Regions from separate parts of the Homo sapiens genome. Here region 1 is linked to region 2. Evidence: chromatin loops called from intact Hi-C (ENCODE). Cell type or tissue: tibial artery. All regions are shown on one strand. Each heading gives the region's core, and the rest is flanking DNA. Links, peaks and the distances in the headings are about the cores only.

Evidence for each region. Peaks named below come from ENCODE experiments on the same cell type or tissue, not always from the same donor. Only the 100,000 strongest peaks of a DNase experiment are listed, where the experiment ranks them.
Region 1: it touches region 2 in a loop (2.5-fold over the local background); 3 of 110 quality-filtered maps call a loop at or near these places.

The regions. Positions count from the first base shown.
Region 1 is chr10:93,058,656-93,066,961 of GRCh38, reverse strand. EXOC6 (exocyst complex component 6) reads right to left here. Exons shown (of 22, transcript NM_019053.6): 22 at 7,472-8,306. CYP26C1 (cytochrome P450 family 26 subfamily C member 1) reads right to left here and starts at 6,164. Exons shown (of 6, transcript NM_183374.3): 1 at 5,495-6,164; 2 at 4,728-4,952; 3 at 3,967-4,242; 4 at 2,426-2,581; 5 at 677-1,006. The coding sequence starts at 5,698. RefSeq lists enhancers at 3,984-4,153, 4,164-4,283, 5,237-6,146. In tibial artery, for the core only: a CTCF peak has its summit at 4,191 (motif pointing left); a DNase peak (open chromatin) is centred at 1,411; H3K4me3 peaks cover 2,251 bases; H3K27me3 peaks cover 7,269 bases.
Region 2 is chr10:92,961,830-92,970,135 of GRCh38, reverse strand. The region is part of intron 17 of EXOC6 (exocyst complex component 6); the gene reads right to left. Among named protein-coding and RNA genes, the nearest start is that of CYP26C1, 95 kb to the left of the region's middle. In tibial artery, for the core only: a CTCF peak has its summit at 4,734 (motif pointing left); no DNase peak of the experiment used is centred there.

The DNA of each region.
Region 1 (8,306 bases), core at 1-8,000, 97 kb before region 2:
CGGACCCACCTGGATGGAGTGTCAGAGCTGGAAAGGACCAAGACAGCTTCCTTGCAGAGAGTAAACTGAGGCCCAGAGTGAAGAGGGAACTGCCCAAGGTCATACGGAGATGGAGTCAGTTCTAGACCTCAACCTTGCTCAGCCCAAACCGGCCTGATCAGAGATGAAGCGTCTACCCGGTATTTTAATCCCCCCCTCCCCTGGAATCTGGCCCCAGCCAGAACCCTGGACCGGTCGCAATGAGGGGTTCCTTCATCTTGTGAGGGAGCCAGAGGGGTGGAGCACAGGACATACTGAGGGGTTCTCTTTGTTCTCCATCCACACTCACTGGCTGGGAGGGGGTGCTGCACGGATAGAAGAGTATTTTTATTCTAAAACTCCGCTCTCATTGAATTGACCGTTCCGAACCGCTGCCAAAAGCTGAAGGGTACGAGATCCCTAACCTTGCAGTCTCGCCAGGCTTTGCGTCCCTCAGCGGGGGATCCGGGGAGGTGGAACAAGGCTCAGCCCATTTTATAGGACGGAAGGCTGAGGCTCTGAGGGCAAAAGAGGTGACCGCGCCGTCCGAATCCCTCCGCCCTCCTCCCACCTGGGCGCCGCCGCGGCAGGCGGCAGGCGGCAGGCGGCAGGCGGCAGGAGGCAGGAGGCTGGCCATGGGCTGGCACGGCGCACTTACGTCGAGCTCGAAGGTGCGCAGGGCGGTGCGGTAGCCCCCGGACACTGGCGGCAGGAGGCGCAGCACCTCCTTGACCACGCAGTCGACGTAGCGCAGACGGCCCAGCGCCGCGAGGCTGAGGTCGGGCTCGCAGCCGCAGTCGGGCGGGGGCCCCTCGCTGCCCCCAGCGGCCCCGGGCGCGCAGCCGCACGCGCGCCCCAGCCCCTGCGCCACCAGCTCCTCCCGAATCTTGGCGATGGCCGCCGGATGCTGCAGTAGCAGCAGGACGAGCGAGGTGCTGGCACTGGCCGTGGTGAAGAAGGCGGCGAAGAGGAGCTCCACAGCCGACTCCTGCAAGACAGCCCCGGGCTGCACTGAGTCTCGGGCGGTGGAGTCGCCCGGGGCGCTGACCCGACGGCCCCGTGGAGATGAAAAGCACCCAAATTTACTATTGCGAAAAGCCAGGGGGCAGGGAAGTGCTATTACCGCCGCGACTGTGTGTACGGTTTTGAAGTCGATTAAATCTCAAGTCCACCATTTGGGAAAGTCAGCTGTAGCAACAGGCAACATTAGGATCTATCCACCCGCCTTGCGATGGTTCCCAGAGAGAATGCGGGAACTTACTCTAAGCACTCTTCTTGGTGCTTTAAGCATATTCACTCATTCGGTTCTCACCTCCCCTCTGTGAGGCACAATTGCTGCTCTTGTTTTATGGAGTTGAAAACGGAGACTCCAGAGTAGTGCTCAAGGTCCCTACAGCTAGCACTCCCGGCAGGAGTCCAGTGCTCTTCACCACCTGGTGGTGCGGCCGCCAACCCCAGTGGAACAGCCTGACAATGGCTGCAGTGCAACAAAGGCACCTGCAGCAGCAGTGCCAGCCTCGTACCAATGCCGGCATCATGGCTTCATCCTCTCCCTATCGGAATGGTCCCAGGGAGTCACTAAATGTCTTCTTGGTCTGCTCTGCGCAAGAAGAGCCCATTGCTCATGCTCTTATTAGTTCCAATCTCAGAAAAGAAGCTAAAGCTGAGGCCTACCCTTCAGGGATGTCTCTGGTAGAAAGTGGGAAACTGAGGCCCAGAGAAAGGATGCGTAAGAGTTGCTTATGGAAGATTGAGGTCTCCCTATTTCTAACTTCCCCTCCCCCTAACTTCTCCACTCCTTTTTGGGTGCTCAAGCAAGTCCTGGGGCCATTCCAAAGCTTACCACCTCCCCTCCACTGTATGTGCGATGTGTGTACAAGGGGAGGGGTCCTAATTCTCCAGGAGATCCACAGCAACAAGACAGACGGATAGAGGTACCAGGTGCCAAGGTAGCTCATAGAAGGAGAGAGGTGATTTTGGAAGGAAGAAGGGAGCTTTGAGGATGTGGAGTTTGATCCTGAGCCCCTTAGAGTTTCTAGAAAAAATGAATAATGAGGGCTTTGTAGGCAGGGGGACAGCAGAGGCAAAGGCATGGAGTGGCAGAGAAGGGCAGTGGGGGAAGGAAAGGAGAGAGAGCCATTTGTGGCCAGAAACCTGCAAAGATGGGCCTAGGATTCTTGCCTTCAGTTCTCCTACTGACAAGGCTGGCTGGAGGCTGAAGGCTGCAGAGGTAGTGAGTGTGGCTGAGTCATTACTGGAACCCAGGTCTCCTCTTGCCCCTCATCTTGAGGACTGCCTGTGCCTCAAAGTGGGGCCACACAAGATGTGGCTCTGGGGATGCAGCATTGGTGTAGGGACCTGCTGGGAATGCAAAAGAGGGGAGAAGGAGCGGCCTGTCAGCACCTACCTTCAGCTCCTGCATGGAGGGCTCATGGCCCAGCTCCCTTGCACTGTGAATGATTAGGTCGAGGGCATCACCCGGCTCTGCAGCCTTGTCCTCGTGAAGCTTCTCAGAAATGGCCCCCTCCAGGTGCCGATGCAGCTGGTCCCTTGCCCGGATGCCCTGATGTTCAGGGAGAGAAGAAAGATGGGGCAGGAAGGCTAAGGGGGCCAAGCCCGGCCACTTACCCAGAAAACCTTCTCAGCACTGGCTCTGCCAACATCCTTGTGTTAACAGCTTCCCAGCTTAGCTCCTGGCCTGGCATATGGCTGGGCTCAGTAAATGGTCGGGGATATGTCCACTGTCCACAAACATCATTCTGTCTTGATTATCACAATCCCCCTCTGAGCCACAGCAGAGTTACTGTCATCCTGAGGAGAGGATGCTGAAGTTCAGAGAGGTCAAGCAATTGCCCAGAGTCACACAGCTGTCCATGTCCATGCCTGGCACAGAGCCCAGTGCGGCTAGGGTCAGCCCATTGCCCTTTCCCTGTACTAGGCTCAGGCTGGGGTACCTTGATGCACCCAGCAAAGCTCTGACTTAGAGGACACTATTGGATTTGTAAGCATTAGCCTCTGTAAGAGCGTGGGCAATAGGGGATGCCTCTCCAGAGTTCAGGGAATAGCCGCAGCAAAAGCATTCCCCCGGGGAAAGCACTGTAATTCAGCACTTGAGTTCCATAGTCGGAGGAGATGAGGTTAAAGTCCTGTTCGTGCCCCTACTAACGGTGTGATCTTGGGTAAGTCAATAAAATAAGTTTGGCCAATAAAATGAGAATCATAACACTTTGCAGGCTGCGAGGATTAGATCAGAAAACGTATCCACGGTGATCAGCCTATAGCATGATCCTTTACACATATTATTTTTATGCAGGTGACTGAAAACCAGGGAATCAAACAGTGGGAAGTCCCAGAATAGGGGGACCAAAAGGCGGGATGGGGCATCCTAGCTGCTCTCCGGGTCCTGCCCATTGTTCTGAAGTCTGGAGAAGCAGCAGTTCTCTGATCCCGAAACCTAGCGGGTCCAGGGCTGGTGGAGCTGACGCCCACACCCCTGGGTCCGGGGCTGGCGCTGGGCTGGACCGGGGCTCATCTGCAGCCCTCACGCTCTCCTCGGTTCCGCAGCCATCTGGGCTTCCGAAGAGGTGATGGAGGCCGGCCCCAGGGGCGCCGCTGTGGGAAGGAGTCCGACCGACTGGCAGGACGCCTGCCACCGAGACCCCAAACTCTGGCGGCCCGCGCTTGCTCAGGCTGGAGCGCGTCGCGGCAGGCGCGTCCCACGGAGGTCGTGTGGCCAGCCCCAGGTCACACCAGCGAACCAGCACAGAGGCCAGGCCCAGAGCCCACCGCCACGCCACCGCCACAACGCCTCCCACCCCCGGGCCCTGCCGCCGTTCCCAGCAGAGGTGACGGACGCGCGGGGTGCGCCGAGGGCGTCCCGTCTGGGTCTGGGAGGCCCGCCCGCGCCGCGGAGCCTCGGAGGAAGGTCTGGAGCCGGGGCGGCCGTACCTTGCGTAGGCCACTGAAGGGAACGTCCAGAGGCAGTGAGAAGAGGTTCTCCACGAGCTGCTCGAAGGTCCGGGCCAGCGTGGCGCACTGCGCCTCGTCCAGCCGCAACCCCAGCAGGATGCGCGCGGCCATGCGGAAGGTGAGCGCTTTGGAGGCGTCGTAGACTGAGACCGGCCCGCCCGCCGCGCACCAGGAGCGCACCTCATGCCGCAGCGCCCCCTGCAGGCGCGGCACGTAGCGCTCCAGCGCGGCGCGGCTGAACACGCGCGCCAGGACCTGTGGGAGCGCGCGTGATCAGCGCTGGCGGCGGTCTGGCCTCATCTGCTTGGCGATTCCGGAGTAGCCAGAAGGCCAGTTCCGGTCCTTTCTCCCTCTTCCAAGCGGCCCAGACCTAAACTTCCTGGCTTTTGCTTTCGCCATTTCCCCCAGTTCTGCTCTGATGCACACAGTCCCTCCCAACCATCCAGGCTCCAGCTGCCATCTCCTCTAAGAAGTCTTCCCTGGCCCCTTTCTAGGTCTGAGTCTCCAGCGCTTCTGCTATCACAGCCACGGAAGATGGGAGATGAAAGAATCTTTTAGCGCAGTCCTAACTTTATAAACCGAAGCTGAAGGTAACGGACCCGCCCAAGGCCACCCGCTAGTTACCAGGGACCTTGGTCGGGTTCACAGTGTATCCAACACCGGGGCCCCGGCCTGGCCCATGGCAGATGCCGGGGACCGCGGATCCGACGTATCTACGGTCCATTCCCGTTTCCACTCACCTTGCGCCGCCGCCGGTGCGGCTCGCCGACCGCACCTAGCAGTGTGTGCGAGCCCAGCAGGATGTGCGCACTCTGCGGCCACTGGCTGCGCACCAGGCGGTGCTCGCCCAGCAGGATGGTGCGCACGTTCTCCGCGCCGCTCACGCGGATCACTGGCCTGCCCAGCAGGTGCGTCTTGAACACTGTCCCATAGCGCTCTCGGCGAGAACTGTGGAAGCGCGAGCCCTGCGGGCGAGGCGGAGGGTGGAGAGCTGGAACTTCTGGGCCTGGGCTGGGATCTGACCCAGACCTTCCAGCTGCCTTTTGATCACAACTTCCTGTCCCTGGCTGGCGCGTTTACAAAACAAGATCCCCAGTGGGCCTGGTATCTACTCTACGGGAATGTACATGCTCCTGTTCCTATTGGTGAGATGAGGAAACAGACTCAGAGTGAAGAAGTGAGGGCCCAAGGGCTCACAGCTGGGCCAAGCTCCAGGCTCCTTTTCTACCCTTGCAGGACGTGCTCCTCAGACCCCTTCCTAAAACCCCTTATGTTTACCCCCTGCGTTGTGTCTGGGAGTTGCTCTGGGGGGAATTCCAGTGACTTGAGGTCCCTTCGAGGGAACGGAGTATCTAGGTAAAGGCGAGAGTTGTGCGCGCTTCCCGGGGTCGTGGGCGATGGGCAGGGACTGGCTACAAATCCCATGGGCATTGAGACTGAGGAGGGTCCAGTGGGAGCCGGGGGAAGAAGGGACCGTATTAGCGCTCGGGGTCGAAGGACTGCTCACCTGAACTAACCAGTGCAGCGTTTCGCCGAAGAAGGGCCACCCCATGGAGCCCTTGGGCAGAGGCAGGGTGGAGGCCCGGTCCCGGCTCAGCATCCAGCGGAGGGTCCAGAGGTGCTGGGCCAGGCTGAGCAGCAGGCCCGCGCACAGGAGAGCAGTGCCCGCCGCCCCCAGCACTGACAGGCAGCTCAGCCCCCAAGGGAACATGATGAGCCCGCGGGGGCCAGGCCGCTCAGAGCGCAGGGAGAGCAGGGGACGCAAGAACCGGGGCGCGAGCAGTGCGCAGTGCTCACCTGTTCCGTCCGCAAAAGGCCTGGGGTTTGGGGGCAAAGCCCGAGATTTATAAGCTCAGGCCAGAACTCTGTTCTAAAAACAGACGGACGGTGAAAGACTGCAGTGACCGTGCGCCCTTAGGGAACGTGCCTTCCTCGAGGCCGGCACGCTCAGGACTTTTTCCTGGCTCCTGGGCCCAAATGCCAGTCCCTCTCGAAGGTGCCTGCTGCCTCGGGAACGCTCACTCCCGGCTCCGCGGGGCACCTCCCACCTCCTCCCGGGCTCAGCACCCTTTGGATAGAAGAAGGGAAGGAGGGCGAAAGAAGAGCAACTCACCAGTGTTGCCAACCTGGTCTGCAGACCCCCGCCCCACCTGTCCCTCCTCCAGTCGTTTAACCCTTCTTGGCCCACGCTGGACACGTTTATATAGATATTGGCTCCCCCCCTACGGACCGATCCCGGTTCACACAACGTGACGTGTCTTTGCATATTTAAAGCGCTCCACGCAGAGTGGTGATTGGAGGCGGTGGGCAGCGGCGCGCTCACGGAGGGGCTCTGAGTAGGGAGTGGCAGGCGCCGGGGCGGCTCGAGCTGGGCTGGGGGCTCGCCCCGCGAGCGTCCTCGGGCGGGGCCTGCGGGTTCGCGCCAGAGCTTCCCCGCTCTTCGCAGGCGCTCAGAAAGTGGGCGAACCCAACGCGCAGAACTGACCCGGGCTTGCGCCCCGCAGTGCTCCTGGCCCACCCCCGGCCGCTGGCTCCCTCTGCCGTCCCCGCCCTCGAGCTTCTAGGTGCCTTTCTCTCGCCACTCCAAGGTGAAAGAACTGGGCTTTTCTCTCCTTTGCTCCGACTATTTCAGGGAAACTGCAGTCGTCGACGCCTGCGTTGGCATCGCAAAAGCCCAGGAGGGATAGCGCAGCCGAGATTCTCCGACAGCTCCCCACCTCTCCCGGCTCTCTGATCTACCACGTCAGGTATCCTTCCAAAGATGGCAGTTCCACTACTGCCCTAGGCTTCATAAAGACGTCCTAAGCCTCCAGAAGCGGATACCCACGAGCACCTTTCCGGTCTCAAGGACCGAATTCATCCTTCCCTGCACATCCTTCCCTCCCTCCCCCGAGTTTGCCCGACGACTCTTGTCAATCTACATTGTTGCGTTTTGGGCTTTGTGCGTCCCATTCAAGGGTTCCAAATGCCTCAGGACTCACTCGTTCTTGTCCCTACAGTGCAACCTGGGGTGTGTGTGGAGGGGTGCAGGGTGTTTATATTATTGGTAAGAGTAAAGAGGTCCCACAGTGGTCTCCTCCAGGCAGTGCAAAGGCAGTATCTCTCTGAATCCCGGGACGTCTCAGCCAAAGCAGGGAAGACACCCCAAGTACGCTGGAAGGCTGGGTAAGGCGCGAAGGGCAGCCCCATTCCAGTCTTCAAAGAGAGCTAGCTGTTCACCGCTCCTCTCCTCCAGATTTCACCGTGCCTGAAGAACTACCATGCTTTTCATGTAATATTTTTAAAAACATTAAATACTTTGGATTAAGAGATGATCGAGAGAACAAGTGCGCATATGTATATATATGTGTGTGTGTGTGTGTGTGTATGTATATATACTGTTTTGGTGCCACTCCCATTCCAGTAACTAGGAAATAATATGCCTTTTCTCCAGGAAGCACTTGTTTTAAATCAGTAAGCTCTGAATAGACAAAATAGTAATGCATTTTCAACAACTTGCTCAATATTTTTAATATTTCATCACAAAATCCAGAGATGTACATATAATTCTTTACACTTATTTTACAGAATCAGGCATAGTTTCTTACAGGCCTAAATCCTGAAAAGGCAAAGGGAAGATTCAGCATAAATACAACAAAGGGAGAATAAAGACTGGATTTATATTGCCATTTGGACCACGGAAACATACACAAAGGAAAATGTACATTTGTTTTAGGTTTTCCAGAGTTCATTTGGTTTGGCTTGTTTCCACAATGAGGATAAAGTACTGAAATCTGCTATTTGAAGAAAGTAACCTGACCCCTGTGGTAACTTCTGTGTGCAGGAACCATCTACCCTCGCACAAGCTGCACCTGAAGTGGTTAGCCCCATTTAGTTCCTGTCCTCTCTTTTAACTGGAACCAAACCAAACCAAACAAATCCAGAATGGGGTCACCTACAAGCAATATAGTTAGAAATATTAACCCTGATGAACAGAAACAACACTGCATCTTTAGAAAATCCAAAACCTTTTGTTCATATTCAGAACGATTAAATTAAACCACCCAAGTAGAACAAATAATTCACATTCTTACTGAGTTAAATCAAGTTTGATTTCAGGCAGCTTTTAAGATTTGTCTATTTCCCCTTCAGAATTAGCAGAATTAGAAATTTTGGTCTGCTTAAATCACATTGAGGTGAAAATAAAAGCTAAAAGTCAGAAAATGGTAGTGAAATACTACCATATCAGACATGATTGAATTCCAAAGCCATATACTGATCAAAAAACAGATTATCATTCAAGTCTAAATAGAAAAAAATACTTATGAGTAGAGGCATAT
Region 2 (8,306 bases), core at 1-8,000:
GCACCGAGAACAGTGCTTGGCACATAGTAAGCAGTAGATGAGCACTTGTTAAATGAAAAAAGGAAATCACCCCTGTCTTGAAAAAAGTTTATAATCTAGTTGAGGACAGAAAATCTAGATAAGGATAGAAAATACAATAGTCGACCAGGTGCGGTGGCTCACATCTGTAATCCCAGCTCTTTGGGAGGCCAAGGTGGGTGGATCACCTGACGTCAGAAGTTCGAGACCAGCCTGGCCAACATGGTGAAACCCTGTCTCTACCAAAAATACAAAAATTAGCCGGGCGTGGTGGTGTACGCCTATAATCCCAGCTACTCAGGAGGCTGAGGCATGAGAATTGCTTGAACCCGGAAGGCAGAGGTTGCAGTGAGCTGAGATCGCGCCACTGCACTCCAGCCTGGGCAACAGAGTGAAACTCCATCTCAAAAAAATAAATAAATAAAAATAAAAGAAAGAAAATACAATAATCCCAAAATGAATAAACATGCACAAATTAATACTAACTACATGTATAGTAAAGGTATACCAAATAAGAAGAGATCATGTTGGTTAGAAATAGGGTTTCATGGAGGAAAAGCTACATGGTGATATGGAAAAATAGGAATCTAGAAGAAGTATTTATGTGGTGGCTGTTCCAGTTACTATTTTTGAGTTAGTGGCTTAAAATAACAAATATTTTGTTATACTCACAGGTTCTATGGGTCAGGAAACAGTGGAGATGACTTTGTACTACAGCATCTGTGACCTCAGCTGGAAAAGACTTGAAGGCTGGCAATAAGACTCAATAGCTGGGGATTAGAATCATCTGGAGGCTTCCTCACTCATATGTCTGGCACCGGGGATGGGTAGCCTTTCCATGTTGCTTGGCTGCCTCAAAGCCAAGCACTTTAGTGTTTCCTCAAAGCACTAAAGTGGCTAAAGAGTAACTGGGCTTCTTACATGGCAGCACAGGGCTCCAAGCATGTGTGCTCCATGCTTGGAATAAAGGCAATAACACATTGCCTTTTATGTCCTAGCCTCAGAAGTCTAAAGTCTCAAATGATTTTTACTGTACTCTCTTGGTCAAAGCTGTCACAAGTCTGCCCAGATCAAGAGAAGGGGATACAGGTCCCCACTTCTCAATGAGAGAAGTGTCAAGGAATTTGTAGCCATTTAAAAAATCCATTCCTGCTAATAATGAGTAACGAAGAAATGACTCATAAAGAATATGGGTTAATACTTCCACTTACTTAATAGAAAAAAACAAAACGGTTTTGGGAAAATGGGAAGGTGTCTGATTCCCACTATTTCACTTATCTTTACATCTTAAGCAAATTAACTTAATTTCTTATTTATGAAATGAGAATCATCCCCATCTCACAGGGCTGTTTTGAGCATTATACAAGCTTCTATAATTAAAACAAAGTACCTAACAGTAATTGGCACCCAGAAGGGGCTAAAACAAATTAGTTTTCTTATACTTACTTATGTTTTTTTACCTAGTAATGCTCAATAAATGTCTTACTAAAAGAACTGTATGGAGACTATTAATATATCACAATTCCAAGCCTTCCAAATTGCCCAAGTTGGCTTAACTTAGTGTAGTTATTTTTACGTAAGGGAGAAAAAAATGGGTATTAAACATTAACAGAATTTTTTTTATGTAAAACATGGCAGGCACAGTGGTTTATGCCTATAATCCCAGCAGTTTGGGAGGCTGAGGCAGGAGGATCACTTGAGGCCAGGAGTTAAATAACTGCCTGGGCAACATAGTGAGACTCTGTCTCTACCAAAAAATAAAAAGTTTAGCTGGTCATGGTGGCTTGTGCCTATAGTCCTAGCTACTCAGGAGGCTGAGGTGGGAGGATCGCTTGAGCTCAGGAGTTTGAGGCTGCAGTAAGCTACGATTGCACCACTGCACTGCAGCCTGGGTGACAGAGCAAGACCTTGCCTTTAAAAAAAAAAAAAAAAAAAGGTGAAACACTAACCAGTGGAAAGGGGTGTCATATTTAACATGTATAATTCATGGCAGTAACACCTATTTCTCTTTAACTTCATTAACATTAGGGGCAGGTACCTAAGATGGTAAATGCTTATGACCTACAGAACTAAAGATAACACACCTTAATGACATCATTTGTAAGTCAATTTTCTCAAAGCAATATAAAAATATGTATTTACCATTTTGCATTTTGCCCCAGTGTTCATAATCAGTTCCCTCATTCATGTCTCACTACATTTACTGAATCTAAGCAGATGAATATAGTTCACTACACAACTGAAGAGAGGCAGTAATTCCAGAAGGCAGCTGGATAAGAGAACCCTAAACCTCAGAACTATGTACAATCATCTCATAAATACTCAACCTGCTTCCCTTCTATCGCCAGGCAAAGAAAATTGAGAGTCTGATTGCTCCTATCTTTCGCTGCATTTCCTATCTGCACTCAGACCACTATTTATGATTTCTTTTGCTTTTTTGGGATGCCTCTAATATAGGCAGGAAGAGAAGATGCATAACAAGCTTTTAAAAGCCAGATTCAAGAAGCTCCCCTCCTCCAAACTTACAGAGCTAAAGTACTTGGTTAACTTTAGATTGATATAAAACTGGGTATTTTATTAAAACCAAATTTAAATCCAGCTTTAATTCTCTTTTTTAGTTTATAGAATTTTATTAAAATAAAATAAAGATGTTAGTTCACATTTTCCTAGATTTAAAAAAGCAATATGGGACAATTGAAATATTAACCAAAAGTTGAGGGGGTGGTAGAGACCAAATATCTAGAAATTTTTAAGTCACGAGGGAAAAAACACTATTTTTATCTGAAAGAAGAAAATTTTAAATGATGACAAAACCATTCACACCATCACACTAAAAAGCTTCTGCACAGCAAAAGAAACTACCTTCAGAGTGAACAGGCAACCTACAAATGGGAGAAAATTTTTGCAACCTACTCATCTGACAAAGGGCTAATATCCAGAATCTACAATGAACTCAAACAAATTTACAAGAAAAAAACAAACAACCCCATCAAAAAGTGGGCGAAGGATATGACCAGACACTTCTCAAAAGAAGACATTTATGCAGCCAAAAGACACATGAAAAAATGCTCATCATCACTGGCCATCAGAGAAATGCAAATCAAAACCACAATGAGATACCATCTCACACCAGTTAGAATGGCAATCATTAAAAAGTCAGGAAACAACAGGTGCTGGAGAGGATGTGGAGAAACAGGAACACTTTTACACTGTTGGTGGGACTGTAAACTAGTTCAACCATTGTGGAAGTCAGTGTGGCGATTCCGCAGGGATCTAGAACTAGAAATACCATTTGACCCAGCCATCCCATTACTGGGTATATACCCAAAGGACTATAAATCATGCTGCTATAAAGACACATGCACACGTATGTTTACTGCGGCACTATTCACAATAGCAAAGACTTGGAACCAACCCAAATGTCCAACAATGATAGACTGGATTAAGAAAATGTGGCACATATACATCATGGAATACTATGCAGCCATAAAAAATGATGAGTTCATGTCCTTTGTAGGGACATGGATGAAAGTGGAAATCATCATTCTCAGTAAACTATCGCAAGGACCAAAAAACCAAACACTGCATATTCTCACTCATAGATGGGAATTGAACAATGAGAACACATGGACACAGGAAGGGGAACATCACACTCTGGGGACTGATGTGGGGTGGGGGGAGGGGGGAGGGATAGCATTAGGAGATATACCTAATGCTAAATGACGAGTTAATGGGTGCAGCACACCAGCATGGCACATGTATACATATGTAACTAACCTGCACATTGTGCACATGTACCCTAAAAGTATAATAATAATAATAATAATAATAATAATTATAATTACATGCTTTCTAGACCACGTTTAGGGAAAAAGTGGTTCAGAAAACACCACTTTCTAAAAGGAACTAAGCAAAAATAAAAGGGAAAACATAAAAATTTATTTATTGCTTTTTGTTATTGTCACTAGAACTTTGTTGATAAGTCTGTTTTTCTGAGGTGACACCACAAGCAGGTTCCACTTTTCCCATAAAATATCTAAGTTAAAATAACCTTTTCTCAAGATGTTAAAAAACTTTCGGGGAAGGGTACCTAATATTTTTTAAGGTTTATTAATGCTTTCCACGGGCTATAATAGGAAGCAAATAAATCTATGTCAGGGAATCACGGGCTGTACTGTGTCAAAGAAAAATTTCAGACAGCACTCCCGAGCAGGAATATGATTAAAGTCAACAGTTGAAAGGACTTTTCTAAGGACTAAGAATTCTGCTTATTTTATAATCCAGACAAATATAATCATTAGAAAACATATGTGTCTGATCTTTATAGCTGCATGAACTGGCTCACTATATTTTCTTTTTAAAGAAATGGGAGCAAGGATAGAAAGAAAAGATAGAAAAGGCTTTCAATGTAACTTTTCCTGTAGTTATACATAGGAATACACTAAATTATTTGGTAAGACATTCCTAAGAGATGATTACTAATGATTACTAACGATTTAGTAATTGCTAAGGAAATTAGTTAGAACTTCTTCGGGAGTTCTACAGTTGAACCCAGAATATTCTCAATCTTATGACCTTACCAGGAGGTCAAGAGCATTATCAACTCTTGACATTCTAGTCAGCATATCAGCTAACTCTTAAATAAAATGTAAGGATTCAGTTTATAAACAAAGTAATTCTTCCTTTGTTTGTTAAGGAAATAGTGCCCTCTGGAGGCAGAAATGTATCTAGCATAATTTGAGAACTTTTAAAAAAAATTTCAATGTGTAAGAATTAAATATACTATCTGTGGTTCCCAACCATAGGTGTGCAACAGAACCCACCTGAGGAACTTTTTAAAACATATACATGCACAAATTCCACCTAGACCTCCTGGAGCATAAACATGTGTGTTTTGAATAAAAGCTAAGTAGTAATAGCTAAAGATTTTAGTAAACATATACGATTTACTGTCTATTGTCCATTCCCCCTCTTGGAATAATTCCTAAATACATTTTGGAAAATCACCCTGCCCCCATTCACAGCTATCTCATTTGGGTAAGACTGAACTGATACCTAGCTCCAAGGTTGGGTCTTGCTAAGTTTAAGTCAATTACCAGTCCCATCCTCTTACAAAAAAATTATACAGCAGCTGGTGGAGGGAGACAGTTTCTCTTCCTTTAGATGACAGGACATGACGATGTGAGGTTTGGGACTGTGAGCAGGCAGTCATTTTGCTACCAGACTGAGACAGCCTAGAGCTGCTGGGAACTGCTGGGCCACTATAAGTAGTCTGACGATGAGGCCAAAATTGCATAAAGCAGAGTTAAAAGATGGAGAGACTCTGGATCCATGGTGACATCTACTGAGCAGCAGTGCCCTATCTTTGGACATCTCAGTGTCACTGGCCAATAATTTTTCCTTTATTGTTTAAGAAAGTTTGAGTTGCTTTTTCTATCAGTTCCTGTCAATTTTCTGTTAATAACCCTGATTAATACAACTATCTTATAATAGAAACATTTATTCAATATTTAAGAAAAAAGTTACATTTAATTTTGCTCATTTAAAGCAAGGGAAATACATGTATATTTTTATGGGCTTCAAATATGTAGGCAATAGATAAAGTTAGAGCTATCACCATAAAGGTGTCCTCCCTAGTTAACTTCTTCCTGCTCTAATAAACAAAATTCCAATAATCCATTATCTTGACCTAAACATTTCTAATGTTAGTTACACTGCATATAGCATCCAACTCATTATCCAATGTCACTACTAATGCAGAAGGGAAAAAGCAAATAAGACTAACCAATATAATTTATTAATAGTATTTAGTTATAATGAAGGAAAAGGTATAATAAAATGGCCAGAGAAGCCAATAAATTATAATTTTTTAAAAATATATATATAATTTCCATTATTTATTTTAGATGTTAATGTGGCAATCAAAAGAAGTTGTTTTATTCTTTATATTCTTGTTTTATTATTTTCTTTACATTTAGTACTTAAAAATCAACCAAAAAATAAAAGAGGGATTTGTGTGCTAAGCATCTCATTAAATTAGCAAAAAGCACTAATTCACCTGGTTACTTTTCATCAGGTTTTTTCATTATATATTACTGTGATTTTTTTTTTTTTAAAAAAGAGTATTAGGCTTTAGGATATGTATTGTGCCTTATACGCATGCAAATCACAGATTACCATTTGATCAATACTCTGGGTAAAACAAAGCTCAAGATCTGCTCCATAATGAACTAAGAAATCAAAAGTTAAAAGCCATGAAAAGCTTGTAGGAATTACAAGAACTGAAGTATCATAAAGTTCTAGAAATCTCTCTAAAAGATTATCTTGCTGGGTACAGAGGCTCTCGCCTATAATCCCAACACTTTGGGAGGCTGAGGCAGGAGATCACTTAAGCCCAGGAGTTTGACACTAACAGGGGTAATATGGTGAGACCCTATCTCTACAAAAAATAAATTTTAAAAAATCGGCCAGGTAAGATGGTACGCAACTGTAATCCCAGCTACTCGGAAGCCTGAAGTGGGAAGATCACTTGAGCCCAGGAGTTCAAGGCTGCAGTGAGCCATGATCCAAAAAAAAAAAAAAAAATTGCTCTTTATAAAAAGAAATACAGTCATCATGGACTATAAGCCAGAGATTAATAATATCATAGTTCTAAAGTACGCAGGTCACAAATAGTATACTAAATGTTCTATTACAAAGGTAGGTTACTGTAAGAGTTATGTTAATTATACCAAAAACAATTTTCAGAGGGAAATACAAAGTACTTCTTAGAGAGTTAGATAATGCAAGGTGAAGTATTAGGTAAAAAGCTACAGCCCAGATACAGCTGAAGATCGAAATTTAAGTAAAGGAAACTGACACTAACTGCTTCTAGAAGAAATTACATTTTTCCCCAGAATATACATTCAAAACACATGTAAACCAAACATTATTTTAAACCAAAAATAAGCATCCTTATTAACATAAGATGAATAAATATGATTTTATATTCCATCTTCTGGGTCATTATCTGAATGTCTGAATATAACTTCAGCTTTCTGCCTTCTGTGCATGGGTTTATACCAATTCTTCCTTATCCTCATCTCTGCTGATTAAAATCTTACCCATGCTCCAAACTGATACAAATACTTAAATGCCTTCAGGGTCCAGGCAGGTAACAAGAATAAGTATGGCAGGCAGGGTATTTACCGTAGGCAGGATCATTATAGAGTTTAAGTCTCATCTAAAGGTATGCAAATTCGAAACATTTAGAAAAACCACAAAACCAAATCAAACATGTCTACAGGACCAAATTCATCTACTATTACACACTGTTGTTATTTGTTTGTAGTTATCTGCTCTTCTAGATTAAAAGAATCCTAGTGGTCAAGAACCATTCCATATCTTCCCCTCAGCAATTAGCACAGTACCACAGAAATGCACTTTAGGGCCTGACAGCGGCTTACACGTGTAATCCCAGCACTTTGGGAGGCTGAAGCAAGAGGATTGCTTGAGTCCAGGAGTTCGAGACCAGCCTGGGCAATACAGTTAGACCCTGTCTCTACAAAACAATTTTTTTTAAATCAGCCAGGGTAGTAGCATGGGCCTGTAGTCCTAGCTATTTGGGAGGCTGAGGTGGGAGGATTGCTTGAGCCCAGGAAGTTGAGGCTGCAGTAAGCCAGGATCAAGTCACTGCACTCTAACCTGGATGACAGAGTGGGACCCTGTCTCAAAAAAAAACCATATATATATATATTTTTAACATTTTTACATTACATTATATATACATTTTTGCTTAATAAACATCATTTAACATATACCCCCAAGTGAAAAATGACACTCAGTTTAGACAGAACCATCTAAGGAATTACTGCTTTGTTTACAGGACTATCTTTTGGGACACAATCAAAGCCTTACTTTAGACAAGACAGAATATTTCATTTCTTGTTCTTTATCAAAGTAGCCTGTCCTAGAATAACCTAAATCTCTCATAGAGCCACCTGCTAATTACCTCACTTGTAGAGGGAAATATGGGTTCTGAGCTATAATCAATTATCTGGAATAATTCAAAATCCAGTCTTTGGATTATCTGAGATTGTCACAGGTCACTGTAAACTAACTACTCCTCTAATTCTCCGATTACCTAAGTTATCTCCTTTTCCTTTTTAAAAAGTGGCTGCTACATTTTTACCTTTCTAGTTTTCAGGGGCTTTTGTACCTCAAAAGTGTTCACAAATAATGACTAGTGGCTTTGTGGTAGCATCTGCCACTCCTTAAGTGGTTGTTTGTCATCAGGTTTGCAAATCATC